Linked DNA regions of Mus musculus: region 1 is linked to region 2. The links are chromatin loops, found by intact Hi-C in ENCODE. Cell type or tissue: gastrocnemius. All regions are shown on one strand. Links, peaks and the distances in the headings refer to the core of each region. The heading gives the core; the rest is flanking DNA. Region 1 holds the start of Fam133b (family with sequence similarity 133, member B). Region 2 has its middle 120 kb from the start of Gm36548.

What was found. Peaks named below come from ENCODE experiments on the same cell type or tissue, not always from the same donor. Only the 100,000 strongest peaks of a DNase experiment are listed, where the experiment ranks them.
Region 1: a loop joins it to region 2, with 5 times the contacts of the local background. A loop is called at or near these places in 3 of 42 quality-filtered maps.

Annotation. Positions count from the first base shown.
Region 1 is chr5:3,540,330-3,549,261 of GRCm38, forward strand. Fam133b (family with sequence similarity 133, member B) reads left to right here and starts at 3,504. Exons shown (of 11, transcript NM_001042501.1): 1 at 3,504-3,618. The coding sequence starts at 3,595. In gastrocnemius, for the core only: no CTCF peak of the experiment used is centred there; DNase peaks (open chromatin) are centred at 3,465 and 3,762; H3K4me3 peaks cover 1,448 bases; H3K27ac peaks cover 1,265 bases.
Region 2 is chr5:3,142,894-3,151,825 of GRCm38, forward strand. No RefSeq gene overlaps it. Among named protein-coding and RNA genes, the nearest start is that of Gm36548, 120 kb to the right of the region's middle. In gastrocnemius, for the core only: CTCF peaks have their summits at 3,871 (motif pointing right) and 4,070; a DNase peak (open chromatin) is centred at 3,883.

The sequences.
Region 1 (8,932 bases), core at 2,117-4,616, 400 kb after region 2:
CCAGTAATACGTAATGGCCATTTCCCCATATCAAGACACACAGCTCTATCTCACTTTTAAAGCTCATGCATGTTTGTCACTGCATGGGAGTACTATACTTTAACTGTTTCCTTTGTCATAAATATTAAACTTGATGCCTTCCAACAAAAGAACAATTGTTGCAGGGGCTATTATCATCAAATATAATGTGTCACTCTTATCCCTGAAGGCTAAGAATACATACATCCAAACAACAGACATTTGAGTTTGTAGATTAAGTGTCTACATCTGTTTCCATTCAAATTCTCAAGCACCCATACAACAAATAACTCAGCAGTATGGGACGATCATCTAGTATACTTCCCAAGTTATAATTAGTGAATGCCACTCATTTGGAACATCTCTACCCAAGAGAGTTATTGATACAGTTATTACTGTTATTTACAGTTTTGCTCTTTTGAAGTTATGCATCTACTCCTATTCAAAACACATCTGTACAATAAAACAAGCCGCCTTTTGCCTCCAGCCTCATGTGCCCTTTCAGCACTATCACCCCGTGCTGTCATACTTGGCCCTGTCTATCTCCTTTAAGCCAAGCTCTTCCCTCTTCCCTCTCAGCTCTTCAGTAGGAAGTCTGCCCAGGGTCACAGTCTCCCTGAAATGCAAGGTTTTCACTCCTCCCTTTCCCCCATAGCGACAGCGGGAGGAGACATGTAAGGGAGACAGTAAGGGAGACATGTATTTTCACGTTTGACACACTTGTGTACAAATGCTCAGCAGCTCTGCTTTGTCACCGTGAGACACTAAGCAAAAAACTTGGCTCTCCCTGCCCTCCATTCTTCTCATCTAAAAGATGAAATGCAATCTCTTGATTATGCCTTAGGCATTTGAGACAGCGTGAAATTCACTGCTAGAAGGAAGTGTGTTGCTTAGCTGATCACATGTGCAGGTGGTGTCTAAAGGCATCTCTTTAGTCTTCCCACAGAGTCACTGTGAATTTTGTTCTGGAAAGACTTGGATTGATGTAGGTTTTATGACGTCCTTTCTCACCATCTCCCCTGTGTCCTGGCTAGTTTTCCTCTTTCTCTGTTCTCCACTGAGACACCTGCTCTAGGACTGGGTCACTTGATGGCTAAAGATAGCCAGAGGAAACACAAATCTTCCTGTTGAATTGTGTCAAGCAAGCCAAAGATGAGGAAAGTAAAAGCAAGGAGAAGCTAAAGGGAAAACTCCCCATCTTCTCTGGCATCTCCAGTTGGGCTTCTGGAAACACTGGCTGACAACTGTCAGCATCGTCAGTGAGCCACAAAGAAAGAATAGGCTACTGCTCACAGACTCTCTGCATTGGGTACAAAGCAAAAGTAGTTAATCATCACCTTTAGTTGAAAGTAAGGGATAAGGAAGGAGAAACAGAAATAAAACCTTGAGGCCAAGTCCATGGTGGGCAGTGAAGCTGGTTCCCCAAGAACAATCAGCACTGAGTGGTACTAGAAGAACCACCATGGGTTATATTCAACACAGTTCGAGAACTGTCTTAGGGATTTACTGCTGTGAACAGACATCATGACCAAGGCAATTCTTATAAAGAACAACGTTTAATTGGGGTTGTCCATTATCATCATGGCAGGAAGCATGGTGACATACAGGCAGACATGGTGCTAGAGAAGCAACTGGGAGTTCTACATGTTGATCCACAGGCAGCAGAAGGAGAATTGTGTCACTGGCCATAGTGGAGTCGGAGACATCAAAGCCTGCCTCCATCGAGACACTTTCTCCAACAAGACCACACCCACTCCAGCGAGGCCACACCTTCTAATAGCACCACTCCCTATGGGCCTATGGAGACCAATTACATCCAAACTAATACAGGACCGTTTTAAGAAAGAAAGTGGAGATTGGAATATCTGTTGCAACAATAGAGGGTGAGAAAGGAGAGAGTCTCTGTCAGCGAGAAGAAGATTTTCTTTGAGGTACTGGATTCCATGCAGGGCCTCGCACATGCTAGGTAAATGCTGTATCACTGTCACTGGTGTTACTCGTAAACTTTTATTTCCCTAAATTAAATGTCATCTCTGAGGCTTACTGCCTCAGTCTGCTAACCTAGGCCTGGTCCTGGAAGCCTCTGTGCAATCTAATATAGGCCTAGAATGTTTTACAGGCTCTGATAAGTTACTGCTGAAAATATTCACCCTCTCTTGTTCTTTCTGAACTCTGACTGGCTGGTTCAATTCAGCTGTTCTGGCTCAAATTCCTCTCCAAGCTGACTGGTTCTAACTGGCTTCTCTCACTTTCTGACTGAATTGCTCTGATTGGCCCCGAGTTAACTCTGGCAACCTGTTCTAATCTTCTGGCTCCTTCTCACTCTCTGACTCATTCTGTCTTCACCCGTGTCTAGCTTGTTCTCTTTTCAACCCATCTCAGTAAAACTGCCTCTCTCCTCGCTTTCTCTCTGCACTGCTCTCCTAAGTGGCTTCACTGCCTCTCTCCTGACAGTTGGGCATATTCTATATAGTCTATTTTGTCAGGTTGTTCTCTGATTCATCACTTTGTCTGCCACTCAATTACACATAACTTTCAAATATGGGTGCTTCCTTCTACAAACTAACTTTACCTTCACTGTTTGGGATTAAAACTGTGTTCTAAGTGCTGAGTCATACCACAACTAGAAACAACTGTTTTTTAGTAAATAATACAATCTCAGGTTTCACAGTGTGATCACATATCCTGCAGCATATACCAGCCTTTTTCCCTTTGAATTTTACTTTACACAATGTCTAAGTTACCCAGATCAGACTTGGACTTACTTTGTTGCTCAAAATAGCCTCAAACTCATGATGTCTACCCACCCACCCCTCACCTCATATCCATGAGGTCTGGGGAAAGGCTAAAGGATTTTCTTCAGTATAATGAAAGTCCCATATTTCCATTTTCTAAAATTTCAGAAAGGATTCTGATCGATTTTATTCCTGATGCATTCATGTTGACATGAATCCATAAGTCACTTTTTCTAAGCCTGTGAATAGTCAGAGAATATGGTGTATTAATTAGTCTCTAGAGTCTAGACCACTTCTGAAGTTTAAGTCCAATCCAGATAATCCCATAGCACCAAAGCAGTAAAGTCTAACCTGTGTGTGTTTATCTCCCCCTATGAGTTAATAAACACACCCCTTAAAGATAAGGATTATGTCTTAACTATATTTGACTGGTCCCAGACTCATTTTTTTAAGTTTTATGACAATTTTTTCCATTAGACTTACTTTATGTGTTTGCCTACAGGTGTGCAGTGCGTGTGCCTGGTACCCACAAAGGTCAGAAGAGGGCATTGGATACCCAGGAACTGAGTTACCGATTTGACTACAGAGTGGGTCCTGCTCAGGAATGGTTAAGTGGGTCACAGGAATCCTGCTGCAGCTCCTGGGAACCGCAGGCGGTCGCTAGCGCCGGGCTGTCCTCCGCACCACCAGGGGGCGCCGTGGCGCATACGGTCTCCCCGGATTGGCGGGGCGCCGCTCTCTGGGCGGGGCATAGAGGTGGTAAGAGGACTCGCGGCGGGCCGCTTCGGCTTCTTCTCGGGCCTGCTCCCTCGGCGGCTTCCCGCGCCTTCAGCCGGCCACCATGGGGAAACGGGATAATCGCGTGGTGAGTATTCGGCGGGGAAAACGGAGCAGTGAGGCGGGGCCGGGCGGCAGGCGAACGAGCGGAAGCCGTCGCCCGTCGCGGCGGGGCTGGCGGCCGCGTCGCACTTGGGGCCCCGAGACCCCGCGCCGTGCGATGCGCGTGCGCCTTGCCGGTCCTCAGCGTCCTGCTCGGCCGACCCTGGGGCCTGTCGCCCCGCAGCGGTAAGGGCTGTGAGCCGGAGCCGCCGGTGCCGAGAGGCCCAGACCCAGCGCAGCGGGACCACGGGGATGGGGGTGGGGGACAGGGATGAGGGCTTTGGGGTACTCTAGACTCCAGTGCCCTCGGAAGTTAGTGACTTCTGAACCCAAGTTTCTACCTGTGGGAATGGGAGTCCTCCTTAGTCACCGCTTGACCACAAAGGCAACTGCCCAAGCGAACGCGAGTGGGTACCTAAAGAGCTGCCCGGGAAATGACAGTGTTCCCCGCTCTGTCTTAAAAACAACAACAACAACAAAACAAAAAACAACAACAACAACAACAAAAAACGTCCGTTTTAGTTTCTTGTGGTTCTGTCGTGGAAGCTCGGTGGCCACTAACCTTGCTCGCACTGTGCAGGAATGTACTTTCCTCCTGGCTTCAGGACGAGACCGTAGAATGAATGGAGTTGAGATGAATAGAATAGAATAGACCAGTTGAAATGGTCTATGTGTGTGGGCATCCAGAGTTCGACATAGTGCTTGGACTATTAATGTCCTCAGACACATCTCACCTGATTCCTGGAGATTTTTCTGTTTTGTTTTGTTGTTATTAATGATGCTATCGTTGTTTTAAAGATTATAGGCTTGCTTACAGACATTATTACAGTTTCTTACTGAAATCCAGACTTTCATTTTACTGGAAATTTTTATTTACACATTCCTTAAGGCATTTTCAAAACCTATGAAATTAGTCTCGTTTACTGGAGGGTGTTGACAGCTCTGTACTGTTCTGTTCTGTTGTCATCGCACAATATGTTCTAGTAGCATTTTGTTTGCACTTAAAAGATTCTAAGACTGAAAACATTACATCAAAAGGTGGGAGGTGTTGGAGATGTAATGGAGAACTAATACTTAGGGCAGGGTAAGGATGCTTAAACTGTGACCAGAACTTGTATCATTTGCTACTTGGTTCAGTCCTCATGGATCTTGATATCTCCCCCAGCCCCCCACACCACCACCAGCCCCAAAGTCTCACTTTTTAACAGGACTTTTAAACCACAGCTATCCTATACATCCTGGTCCCACACATAGACAGCTTCTCCATCATCAACATCCCCCACCGTAGAGATACAGGTGAACGTGCAGTTATCTTTCAGGAATCACATAATCCTATGATACTGTGCATAGTGTGTCTTTAGACACGTTACTAATGACATCAGCCACTATGATGCATTGCCACCACTTTGAAAGACTTTGCTTCAGTCACACCTGCTCCTCAATCCACCACAATCACTGTTCTCTTTACTAGCTCCATAGTTTTCCAGGACTAGAGTTTGAGTGTCTGCCTCTGAAAATACTACCTGTTCTGACGTTTGTTGTTGTTCTCCAGAAATTGAGAGGCAATCCAGTTCTTTTTCTTACATTGGTGATGCCCTCATGGTTTTAAAGATTATAGGATTGGGGATTAAAAAACACAAAACAAAACAAAAGCAAAGCAACCAATCCTTTAGAGGACTGGGGTAATGCTTGGAGAGTAGGAGCACAGGCCACTGTCCATCCATCCGTCCATTCGTCCATCCTTCCGTTCTTCCTTCCTATTAATATTTGCTTGCTTGCTTGTTTTGAGATGGTCTCTGTGTTTGTCCCTGACTGACCTGACTAGGCTGGCCTGTGCCTGCTCTGCCTGTGGAATATTGGGATTAAAAGCAAGAGCCAGAGGCCTAGTCTGTGCTGCTCTTGCAGAGGGCTGAAGTTGCGTTCCCAGTACCTACATCAGCCCACTATAATGCCAGCTCCAGGAGATCCAGAGCCCTCTTGTGATATCTGTGACCGCTACACACAGGGACACAAAGATAGATGCAAATTAAAAACAAACAGAAACCCCTTTAGATCTCGTGTTGAACAGTTGTTTTGGCTTTATTCATATTTATTGATTTTGTGTGTCTGTGTGCACACCTACCACGGTAAGCTTATGAAGGCCAGCAAGCAACTTGCAAGAATTTTTCCTTTACCATGTAGATTACCAGGATCAAACTCAGGTCCTCAGACTTGGGTATAAAAATGTTTTGGTGAGTTGAGCCCTCTCTCTCTCTCCTGAACTGTAATTTTTATTTTGTTCTGTTGTGGAGTTTGTTTGTTTGTTTTGGAAGTTGTACTTACAGCCTTTGAAGCTACTGAGAACTGAACTTGAGTCCTTTACAAGTGTGCACTTTAACCTATGAGCCATCTCTCCAGCCCTTCTTAGAGAAGCTTTGGGTTCACAGAACACTTGAAGGGACAGAGAGTTCTGTGCATGTGTGAAAGCTTGCCTGCCTGCACTCCCACGCATGGGTAGCCTCCTGTTACCAGTATCTGGCAAGACCAAAGTACTTTTGTTACAGTCCTGCATTGGTATCTGTAAAGGGCTGAAGCTCAAAGTGCCTTAGTTCCTGTTGTTTTCTGGATGCTTGCTTCATATTCTTTTTGATAACCTGTGGATACATTCTTTAGGTAAAAGTAGAGCAATGACTCAGAGTCTGCCCATCCCTTTAGCATCAAACTGCAGTGCTCTCTTGGTGTCTCCACATGTGTGTATTCCCTTGAGTTACAATATCAAATCATTTTCTTTTACTTGAACTTATACAGTAGTTTGGAGCCACAGACATTTATAGTCATATGTAATATGAATATGTGACTTACAAAAAGTATTTGTTTTTGTAATTTTTATTACACTTTAATTTTTTGTATGTGTATGTGTGGGGTTGTGTGTGCCAGGAGACAACTTTCCAGAGTCAGTACTCTCTGTCCACCATGTGGGTCCCAGAGAACAAACAGAGCTTTCAGGCTTGGAAGCCCATGCTTTTACTTACTGAGGCATCTCCAGTCAAGGCTGCGGTATTTAAAATGACCAAGTTGGGTGAGTGCAATGGCCTAGTGATCAAGAGCACTGGCTGCTCTTCCATAGGACACAGATTTGCCCCCAGCACCCACATGGCATCTCACAACCTCTCAGTAACTGTTCTAAGGCATTTTTAGCCCTCTTCTGATTGCCATTGGCACTGGGCACCAGAGGCCAAAAGAGGATGTAAGATTCCCTGGGCTAGGGTTTATAGCCAGTTAAGAGCTGCCATGAGGACCAAGATCCTCTGCAAGAGAAGCAAATGCTCTTCCCTGCTAAGCCATCTATCTCCCCAGCCGTTAGTAAGTAGTGGATTACTTCACTTACTTAATCTTCAGCATATAAAATGGTGAAGGGGGTGGCCTGGAGAGATGGCTCACCAGTTTACTCATCCTACTCCTGAAGAGGACCTGAACATGGTTCCTAGCACTGACATCAAATGGTCTGTAACCGTCTCTAACTCTAGCTCCCAAGAGGTGCAACACTGACTTGTCATCTGTCCTCTACTGGCTTCTGCACTCTAGTGCACACACTCACGCATATACACATAGTCAAAAATAAAATAGTTGAGGGGATAGCTCCTCATTTGGTGTTACATGTATTCCTATTTTGTTATTTATTTACTATGAGGCTTATTGTTTTGTTTATTTTTTTTTTTTTTTTTTTGCAACTGAGTTTCCTTTTCACTTTAGAACCTTGGAAATCTTTCCAAATCACAAAAAACTAAAAGTCTACTTTTCACTGACTACATAGTATTTCACTTAGGAGGCCCATACACTTCAGTATATTTCATGAATCCCAATTTGATGATGGCCTAGGTGTTTTCGTTTTTTGCTCTTGTGGTAATTTAGTTGGGATGGCCTTTTTCTATAGTTTCACTCTTTGGAAATAATTTACAGTTTTAAACTTAAAATGTTTACCATTAGGGTACTTCTAAAGTAACTGCAGTTAAGAGTATTTGGTACTCTCTCAGAGAACCTGGGTTTGGTTCCCAGCACTCATAACTCACAAACAGTTGGAACTCCGGTTCCAAGGGTTTGATGCTCCTTTCTGGCTTCAAAGACACATACACCTAAATTAACAAAATAATGTCATATATATTTACCATACTGTTGTACAAGTGGTGGATGTAGTTTGTGTGATGTGAATCAGCAGCTTTGTTAGTCAGTTGACAATTCTGTTAATTGAGAGTATATGTTTTTATAAAAACAAGATAACAAAAGTTCTGGGATTGGGAGATGAGTTAGGAAAGTGCTTGCCATGCAAGCCTGAGGACTTATTCCACAGAACCCAGGTAAAAACCAGGTAAAGCGGTGTGCATCTTTAATCTCAGCGTGGGGTTGTGGGTAGAGACAGGAGGATCTCAGCCTCGCTAGCCAGCCAGTGCAGTTAAATTCATGAGTTCCAGGTTCAGTGAGAAACCCAATCTCAAAAATAAGGTGGAGAGCACGTGAGGAAGGCACCCCATGTCAGCCTGTGGTTATAAACACATACACAGTGTCTCTGTATCTTCATTGCATTGGATACCCATATCTTGTCTTAATTTTTCTAGACATCCCTAACATTAGAAATTCTAATATTCCTTCATGCTTGTCAGAAACTTATGTCAAAGGTTTCTGGTCATCCAGGTAACTAGGCAGTGTTGTTTTAGTGGAAGCGATTCCTAGCATTTGCTGCTCAGTGGTGGGGTTGTATTGTTTACTCTGCCAGAGAAATCTCAGCTCTGTCACCTTTGTCACATAGGTGGAAGTGTTGGTCATTTTTACAGTGTTGATAGAGTACAACAAATGTTAAGCAGTAAGAGAGACCTTAAAGTTAACCTAAGCGTAATTGCCTTTAGCCTGTTATTTTTTTATAAAGTTATTTATGTACTTTGCATCCTGATCAGTTTCCCCTTTCCTCCATCCTCTTCCTTCCCTTCTCCTTAAAGAGGAGGCCTCCCATGGGTATGAGCCAGCCTTGACATACAACGTTGCAATACGACTGGGTGCCTCTTTTATTGAGGCTAGACAAGGCAACCCAGAAACCAAAAACCGATCCAAAGGCGGGCAACAGACTCAGAGACAGCCCCTGCTCCTTCTTTAGGAGTCCCACATGGTGACCCAGCTGTACAACTGTTACATGTGTAGGTTCTTCCCATACATGTTCTCTGATTGGCAGTTCCCTCTCTATGAGTCCACGTTAGTTGATTCTGTAGGATTTCTTGTGGTGTCCTGGACCCCTCTTCAATCCTTCTTCCCCCTCTTCCACAGAATTCCCC
Region 2 (8,932 bases), core at 2,506-5,005:
GCTGTTTACAACACACCTGGAAATAGATGTTGATGTGTTTACTCGAGTTTTAGACATACACATGCTTTTTTCCAAGACTTTTTCATTTAGCTAACAAAGACTTTGTGAGTTGAAAATTCAGGTTGTCACGTGGGTTAGTTAACGCTGTGCCTTTGTGGTAACGTCTCTAAGATGTGAAACAGCGGCACTCTATCCAAAGTTGCCACTGGCAAAGCTGCTCTGAGGCTCCCTGTGCGCTCTCGCTGTGTGTCTTCCCGCTAGTCAAAGCACAGCAGGTGCAATTCTCCATTTGCTCTTTGTCTCAGGAATTATATGAAATATAATTTCATATAATTTCCCCAGAAACCATCTAAATATTTGCTGATAGTAAAATGGAAAATAATCCTAATCATATTAATCATTGGGGGAAATTTTATGACATTAAATTGTTCTTGCAGTGGGTCAATCTCTAGTACAAGCTGCAGCATCTGCACAATGATTGGTCCCAGAGACCGATGGGTGCTTTCTCCAGAGCACTTCAAGTCACATGACACATTACATTTTAACAGTGTTCCTTATCATGAGCTCAAATCATTGACAAAACATAGTGAGACTGGTGCTTTCCACCCACCAGTCTTGCAAACAGGAGTTCCTAGGAGCAGCAGAAGTGAAATGGGTCCATGCTCCCCTCTTCATAGCACTGACCACATGGGTGTCCAAATGGCCGCTCACATATACTTCATCCTGACATGTTTCCAAATTTTTAATATCTAATAAATGTTCATGAAAATAACCGCATGGCTTTGCTCAGTTTCATAGTTGTAGGGGATTGGTCTGGTGCTACTTGTACTCAAATGCTAAAGTTTACACCCCAAGATCTGGTGGCCCCCATGAGAAGATTCTCACATCAAGGGATGCTATGTAACCTCTCTCCCCAAGTTAATCGGTCAATAAAAAGCTAAAGCCTGTAATTGGCAGTAGATAGAGGTAGGTGGGTTTTTTCCAGTTACCTGGCTCAGGGCTACAAGTAAAAACAGGAGAGAAAGAAAACAAGAGACTGAAGGAGGAGGGAGCTGCCATGAAAGGAGACTGACCATGAGCACGTGGCCAGGAGAAACAGCAAGGAAAAGGGACATGTGACTGGGATGTAAGCTCCAAAACCTGCCCAATCTAGGCTCACAGCTTGTAAATCAAATGCCCAGACTGTGCATCTTTTATATGAACAAGCTAGAATTTTCAATTCATTTAACACATAGTAGCACCAATAATCCTCCGAACTCAATCCAGGCTAAGACGCTTGAACATTCAGGACTTTGGGTTGCTGCAGAGTGGAGGGGGTTTTAATTTTTTTCATTTATACTTTGTTATAGAACTATAACGAGACTGAGGAACTATTTTCAAGTGTTAAGATATAATTCATTAAGAAGGTGCGAGGGATGTTCAGCAAGTTACCATGCTTGTCAGCATGTCTGACACCAGAGCTGCACACCTAGGATCCACATGCTAGAAAGGGAGAAGCGGCTCCTGAAGGTTCTCTGACCTCCTCGCAGTGTCGTGGCGTGCCCATGGCCACCTGCCACACAAATAAACACACATACAATTATTGTCGTGGCGTGCCCATGGCCTCCTGCCACACAAATAAACACACATACAATTATTGTCGTGGCGTGCCCATGGCCTCCTGCCACACAAATAAACACACATACAATTATTGCTTAAAAGAATTAGGATCAGGGGCTGGTGAGATGGCTCAGTGGGTAAGAGCACCCGACTGCTCTTCCGAAGATCCGGAGTTCAAATCCCAGCAACCCCATGGTGGCTCACAACCATCTGTAACAAGATCTGACTCCCTCTTCTGGAGTGTCTGAAGACAGCTACAGTGTACTTACATATAATAAATAAATAAATCTTAAAAAAAAAAATTAGGATCAAAGTGCAGAAACGTGAGTCTAAGGGGGAAAGGGGAGAATGTAATATTTCAGACTCCCCTGAAGGTGTGTCTTCATGTTTCTTCCTGTTAGTGGGAGCCCTCATCACCCTGCCTTGATATTTGAGTGATTGCATCTTAAAATGATAGTATTTATAAGAGAAAAGGGACATAACTTGCCACTTCAAATTCAAACTGAAACTTTGAGATATTATAATTGTCAGTGTTTGTGCATGCCCTATCTTCCAAGTGTGGGAAGCGGTTTCCGCTGTGCCTGCGTGGCCTAATTGGTAAACAAGCAATGTGCGCATGTGTGAGAGTGTTTTCGTGCCAAGTCACGGCCCATCCCGGGGCATGGTGATGAGGCTCTGGGAGAGCAGCCAATCAGGTGTGGACACGCCACACTAAGGTGTATATAAGCAGCGCCTTTTTGGTGCTTGGGGTCTTCCTCTTCATGTTGAAACTGGTGTAATAAAGTTGCTGCAGAAGGATCCGGTTTCTCACGCGTGTGTTCTTGCTGGCGAGACAATAGTGCGTGTGAGATCCAAGATGATGTTAGGGAAGATCAATGAAAATTTCTTGGGAAGTTCTCACATGAGAGTACACCAAGGAATGGATGAGTGGTGTCCAGCCTCTCTTGAAGTAAGAAATAAGTATCTCTTGACAAGAGAATGAGTAGACTTCACATACTCAAAAGTCATAATATGTGGACCTGCCTGAAGAAATGGCTCAGCAGTTAAGAATGTTTGCTGTTCATCCAGAGGACCTGAGTTCAGTTCCCAGCACCCACATGACTGGCTCACAACTAAGTCCAGCTCTGAGGAGCCTGACACCCTCCTCTGAACTCCATGTTACAAGTGCTCACATGTGGCAAATGCACACAGGGACACATAAATAAAAACAAGTTCTTTAAAATACACACACACACACACACACACACACACACACACACGAGTGGAATACTATGTGGAACTAAGAATGATCCACCTGAGGTGCATAAGACAACAGGAACGTCAAACCCAACGGTAACACAACGCTAAATATTCTGTTTGCTAAATACCAAAGAGGAAGCAACAAAACTATTGAGATATAGTTTCTGACAAGAGAATGCAGGATAGTTTTTAAAGCAGGCATGGGCTTACCATTGCATCCGTGATGATGACTGATTCCCAGTTCCCAGGGGGAAGAGACACAGTGGATGCCAAGGGCTCCCTGGCCAGCCAGTCTAGTCAAAATGGCAAGCTTCAGCTCCTACAGAGAGATCCCGTGTCAAAAGCAAAACTGGGAGTAATGGAGGGAGCCCAACATGGACTCTACTTCACTTGTGTGTGCACCCACGTGCAAGTTAGATAGAAACAGAGAGACAGAGGCCAGACAAATTCCTTCCTGAAACAATCGATAGTAGGGAAATTGGTAGTGGATAAACAAGGCCTGAAGGCAGGGGCGATCACTTTAAATACAGGGGCAAAAATGTCGGTGCAATAAGAAGAGATGAATCAAAGTTAGAGAGGACAAGTCTATATCATCTGGATCAGAAGAAAATGATGTCAGGAATAAACGTAGCTTATGAAAAAGTGGAGCAACCCAATTAATACTTAAACTTGCTGTGTAAGATGAAAATTTAAACAAACACACAAGTAGAAAAAAGAAAGATAGTATGTTCATCAAGTGCTCACAGAACTGTGACAAAAATGTACCACACGTTTACTTCCAAAGGAAGTTTCAATAAGCTCTCAAGCGATTTACCACTCCGATCACATTCTGTCACCAAGATGAAATTCAATTAGGAAACAAAAAGTGAAAGGTCTTAAACACCAGCATCTGTTTGCTAGTCTCTCATTGGCTCTCGTTGGTAACCTCTGATTGACTTTTAAAGCAGGAAGAGTGAACTGACTCTCAACCCTTCCTGGGCAACTTAACCATTCACAGAACTTGAGGGTGAGAGCTGAGTGAGGTTCAGGGCTGCCGCAAATGGTGGCGGTGACCCAAAGTGGTCACTAGATGGCAGTAATACTTGATATTTTTCTTCATTTGTCAGCATCATAGTGTCAATCTTCAGTAAGCACTGCAAAGACTTGCTTTTCAAATTCAGTTTGGGGTCCTTCAGGGTTTCTCTCAAATAGCTGCTAATGAGAAAATAATATTATTTATAGACAATAATTTATTGTTCCATAAACATATTTCTTGTTATTTCTTTAGTTTGCTAAAGCACTTTTGGGTCCTTTAAGAGATAAGAACAAGGGCTGGTGAGATGGCTCAGTGGGTAAGAGCACCCGACTGCTCTTCCGAAGGTCCGAAGTTCAAATCCCAGCAACCACATGGTGGCTCACAACCATCCGTAACGAGATCTGACGCCCTCTTCTGGAGTGTCTGAAGACAGCTACAGTGTACTTACATATAATAAATAAATAAATCTTTAAAAAAAAAAAAAAAAGAGATAAGAACAAGACATTTGCTGTCTGCTAAATTGTTACGGAAAAGAATTGAAGTATTCTAAGTTGTCTCTAATTTGAAATTTGAGTGGGTAATAAGCTGTCTCCTCTTAACAACACGAGCATATACATTCATGGGGAGAGTCTTGAAAAAGAAAGAAAGAGAGAGAGAGAGGCAGGGAGGGAGGGAGGGAGAGAGAGAGAGAGAGAGAGAGAGAGAGAGAGAGAGAGAGAGAGAGAGAAGGAAAGATTGAAAAATAGGAAGCGACTCTAATTTTAAAGATTCTATGGGAGGAAACCATCAGTCAGGAAGTTGCTCCTATTCCAAATCCCGCTGGTGAAGCATAATCCCATTTCCTTTAGGACAGGCTTGCAGTGAGGATGAAGGCCATCTGCAGATATGGACTGTACCACGCTAGCATCCTGGGGTGTGCATCTGAGACTCCCAGTCAGAGAGGAGCAAGCAATCTCAGGTAAACCAATAGTTCCAGAGCTGTCAGAGAAAGAAGCTCTCATTAAAGGCCTGATGCACAGAGATGTGAGAGTGTGCACATGCCTGGGCTTATGTGCATGTGTGCACGTGCCTGTGAGTGTCCAACTAAGGAAAACAATCCATTAATCCTAAAAAGAACAAGGGGCATACATAGCAGGGTTTGGGATAAGGGAAGGGAAAATGGAATAATTATAATCTCAAAAACTGATACATATATTTTTTCAAGATATCCATCCAAATTATGTTTTATTATAATACAATTAAAAACTGATTTACCAATCTTCACATGGAACTGCAGAGGAAGCTGAAAAACAAAGCCTACTTTTTTTTTTACTAGATATTTTCTTTATTTATATTTCAAATGTTGTCCCCTTTCCTAGTCTCCCCTCTGAAAATTCCCTATCCCCTCCTCCCTCCCCCTGCTCCCCAACCCACCCACTCCCGCCTCCTGGCCCTGGCATCCCCTATACTGGGGCATAGAACCTTCCCAAGACCAAGGGCCTCTCCTCCCATTGATGGCCGACTAGGCCATCCTCTGCTACTTATGCAGCTAGAGACACAAGTCCCACCATGTGTTTTCTTTGATTGGTGGCTTAGTCCCAGAGAGTCCTGGGGGTACTGGTTAGTTCATATTGTTGTTCCTCCTATCGGGCTGCAAACCCCTTCAGCTCCTTGGGTGCTTTCTCTAGCTCCTTCATTGAGGACCCTGTGCTCTGTCCAGTGGATGACTGTGTGCATCCACTTCTGTATTTGTCAGGCACTGGCAGAGCTTCTCAGGAGACAGCTATATCAGGCTCCTGTCAGCAAAAACTTGTTGGTATCTGCAATAGTGTGTGGGTTTGGTGGTTGTTTATGGGATGGATCCCCAGGTGGAACAGTGTCTGGATGGTCATTTTGCATCAAATTCACAAGTTTTGGGGGTCCGTTGACTAGTGACCTATGGTTGCCGTATTTCTTTCCATACTCACAGGGCAAAGACCGGAAGGCCAGGCTCTGACCTTCTTAACACTCATTCATAATAATCCTGTTCATTTAAAGCTTAACTACTTGTGAACATTTACAATGGTACAATCTACATTATTTCCTTTTTTTTTTATATTTCAGCACTTTCCTTAGCCCCATTCCAAGCACTGATAATTTATAATTCTTTTAAAATGCATACTGTCATTTTTTCTTGATTTCTTTTAGTTATATACATTCCTGATCATATGATTATTTATTTTCTTTACAAAAATATATCATCAAAATAAAGAGATGTTTGAGGTTGCTTCAGTGTTCAAGTCTGTTTGTTTTCTTTCTTTTTTCCAGTTTTAATTCAGTTGTCCTAAAGATGAGTATGCTTTATATACATATACACATACATATATATACATATATATGAATAGATCCAACCTTGAAGTTCAAAGATAGAATCTTGAAGAAAAGAGAGTACTGAAAAGAGTTAACAGGGGATGTTCTGGAATCTACTACTCTGTCTTTAAAAATGAATATTAACAAACATTAAGGGAGGCAGGGTGCTGAAGTAAGGGCCTGGACCAGGCAGTTCCTTGTACCCAGGACTACAGTGTACTTTCAAGATTAGGATTGCGATTGTGCCGGCCTTGCCTGCTGGCCCCTCCCTCCTCTCTCTTCTCTACCATGAAGTCCAGAATCATCTGATTAGTCTTTGTATACTGATATGGGGTGAGGTAGGAACCAAGGCTCATAGGTATTTTTCTTTGTAAGGATGCCTATGTGTACATAGGAGGCAAGAGGTCTGCCTCAAGTGTTGTTCCTCAGGTGCCAGCCACATTGCTTTGTTTGTTTGTTTGTTTGTTTGTTTGTTTGTTTTGTTACTTCAGAGGGCATCTTTTACTGTTCTTTGATAGCTGATTAGGCTAGGCTGGCTGGCAAGTAAACCACAGGGATGTGCTTGTCTCTGCCTTCCAACACTGGGATTACAGGCTCATTGTTCCATCCCTCACATCCTTAGATGGGTTCTGGGAATCAAACTCAAGTTCTCATGCTGACCCAACAAGTACTTTACCAACTAAGCCAGCCGGGATGGTGTGGTTTACTGTCTACATGATAAATAATCCCTAAAAACCTTCCATGTCATTTATGAAAATGAGAGAAAAACATTTTCTTTCATTTTGGTGAGGACTGAACTAATCAAATGAAGAATTCAGTGGTATGGGGAGCTAGAGGTGTTTACTCTGTAGGCTGTGGTTAGGAGACGCCTGGCTGGAGTGGTCCATACCTTAGAGTTCTGGGTGAACGCCATACCACACAGGAAACAACTGTAGCCTGCCCTGGGAGTGAGGTAGAGAGTTAACATATTCAGTGTGCATTGTAAGGCTTCATCAGCACGCCTTCTGCGGGGCCTGACCTCTCTGCTGGGCCACTGACCTTTATAACTGCACAGTCATGGCCACCGCCTGACAGGCATGAAAAGAAGACAGACAATGGCCAAGAAGAAGACACCCACAGGGGAAGAAAATGTACTCATTCAAGGGATTTACTGCTCAGGGATGTCATGTCTCATGTCCAACTCCAGGATGCATTTGGTGGTGTTTAAGCCATGCATGTGCAACTGAATAAATAAAGTTTTAAATCGACTTTTAAAAGCTTTGGCTCAGTGAAGTAGATTAGAATGTCATGAGACCGATTGCCAAGGCAGTACAGACTCTGGAGATAACAGCATCATACAGTGGTCTGCAGTCGGGGGAGAAATGAACCTGGGTCCTGGGTTCCTCCCAAATTGGTTGGGTATCCTTTGGCCTCTCAAAAGAGACACCTACCTCAAAGTGCCTAACAACTTGCTTTTTGGGGTTGTTTGTTTGTTTGTTTGTTTTGGGGGAAGGGAGGGACGTCTCCAGATGAACAGTGGCTGAAGGAAGGTAATAACGTTTTAATGGTTGCCAAACCCAGTACGGTTATGGATGTTAAGTCAGCAGAAGAATAATCATAGGTTGTGTTTTAAGGCCAACAAAAACTTATTTCTAGTATTGATTACTGGAAAGTCATCTTTCCCACTAGGTCCTTCTGAGCAGCATGCACATGCTTCTTAAATCACAAGTATGTTCCCAACGTTGACAGTAGCTTCTGCTTCCGAATGTAGTAGTGATAATTAGGCAATTTCATAACAGCCAAGAACTTTAATCCTCCACAGGATGCCATCCGTGTTCAATTTAATGAGAATGTAATTGACCTTCCCTGCTACAAACTAAGCATCCCCCCTGGGCCGGGCTTGTTCATAGATTAAGATGACAGTGCAGGCCATCATCTGGAACATCAGACAATACTTTCTTGTGAGTCCTTAGGCCTGCATAATTGAAATAACAGCTGTTGGGACTGCATGGGAAGCACTGGGGAACACTGAACATGCTAACATAGTTAGCCTCAAATCAAAGGTCAGGAGATTTTAGTTTGTCACATAAAACAAAACAAAACAAGCAAACAAAAGAAAAAAAACACCATTCATGTAGCCTAGGATATCACATAGTCATGTGTTGAGCCTTCTTGGCACACAGCTAAGCTGTTTAGATATATTTTTAGTTTGTTCTCGGTGTCCCCATTTCTTTTTAAATCACTTTCTTGTGGAGGGGGGGGGGGAAGAGGGAGCCACATTTAAATTTAATGGAGACAGCGTTGGCCAGAACTTTGAGGAACATGAATGCATTCATCCCACCCCCTTCCTTAGAAGCAGCCTCCGGTGTGAGGTGAGATTTGAGTCATATTAATTTGTCCCAAACCACACCAAAATTTAGCTGTTCACATCTGAAACATCCCACGATTTCTGTTGCAAGGAGGAATTTGTTCAGCCATGTTACAGCTTCCTATTTCTCTCCTCTCCCAAGAAAGGCTGGTGTCCTTATCAGGGAGACAGCCTTCATTTCCCACAGTGTGGAGAGCTAAATAAATACTCTCTCACAGTCGATGCAGAGGTAACTTTTTTTTTGATGGATTAAAAAAAAAAGCTGTTCTGAAAGTCCATCACTATTCCAGCATCCCCATTCAGTGAGGGGCTTTTGTCTCTCTCTCAGTGGGAGCTGCCATTTTAATGGGACCTCCAGCGGGGCCTGATTTGATGATGTGAAGTAGGCCTGGAAGAATCTAGGA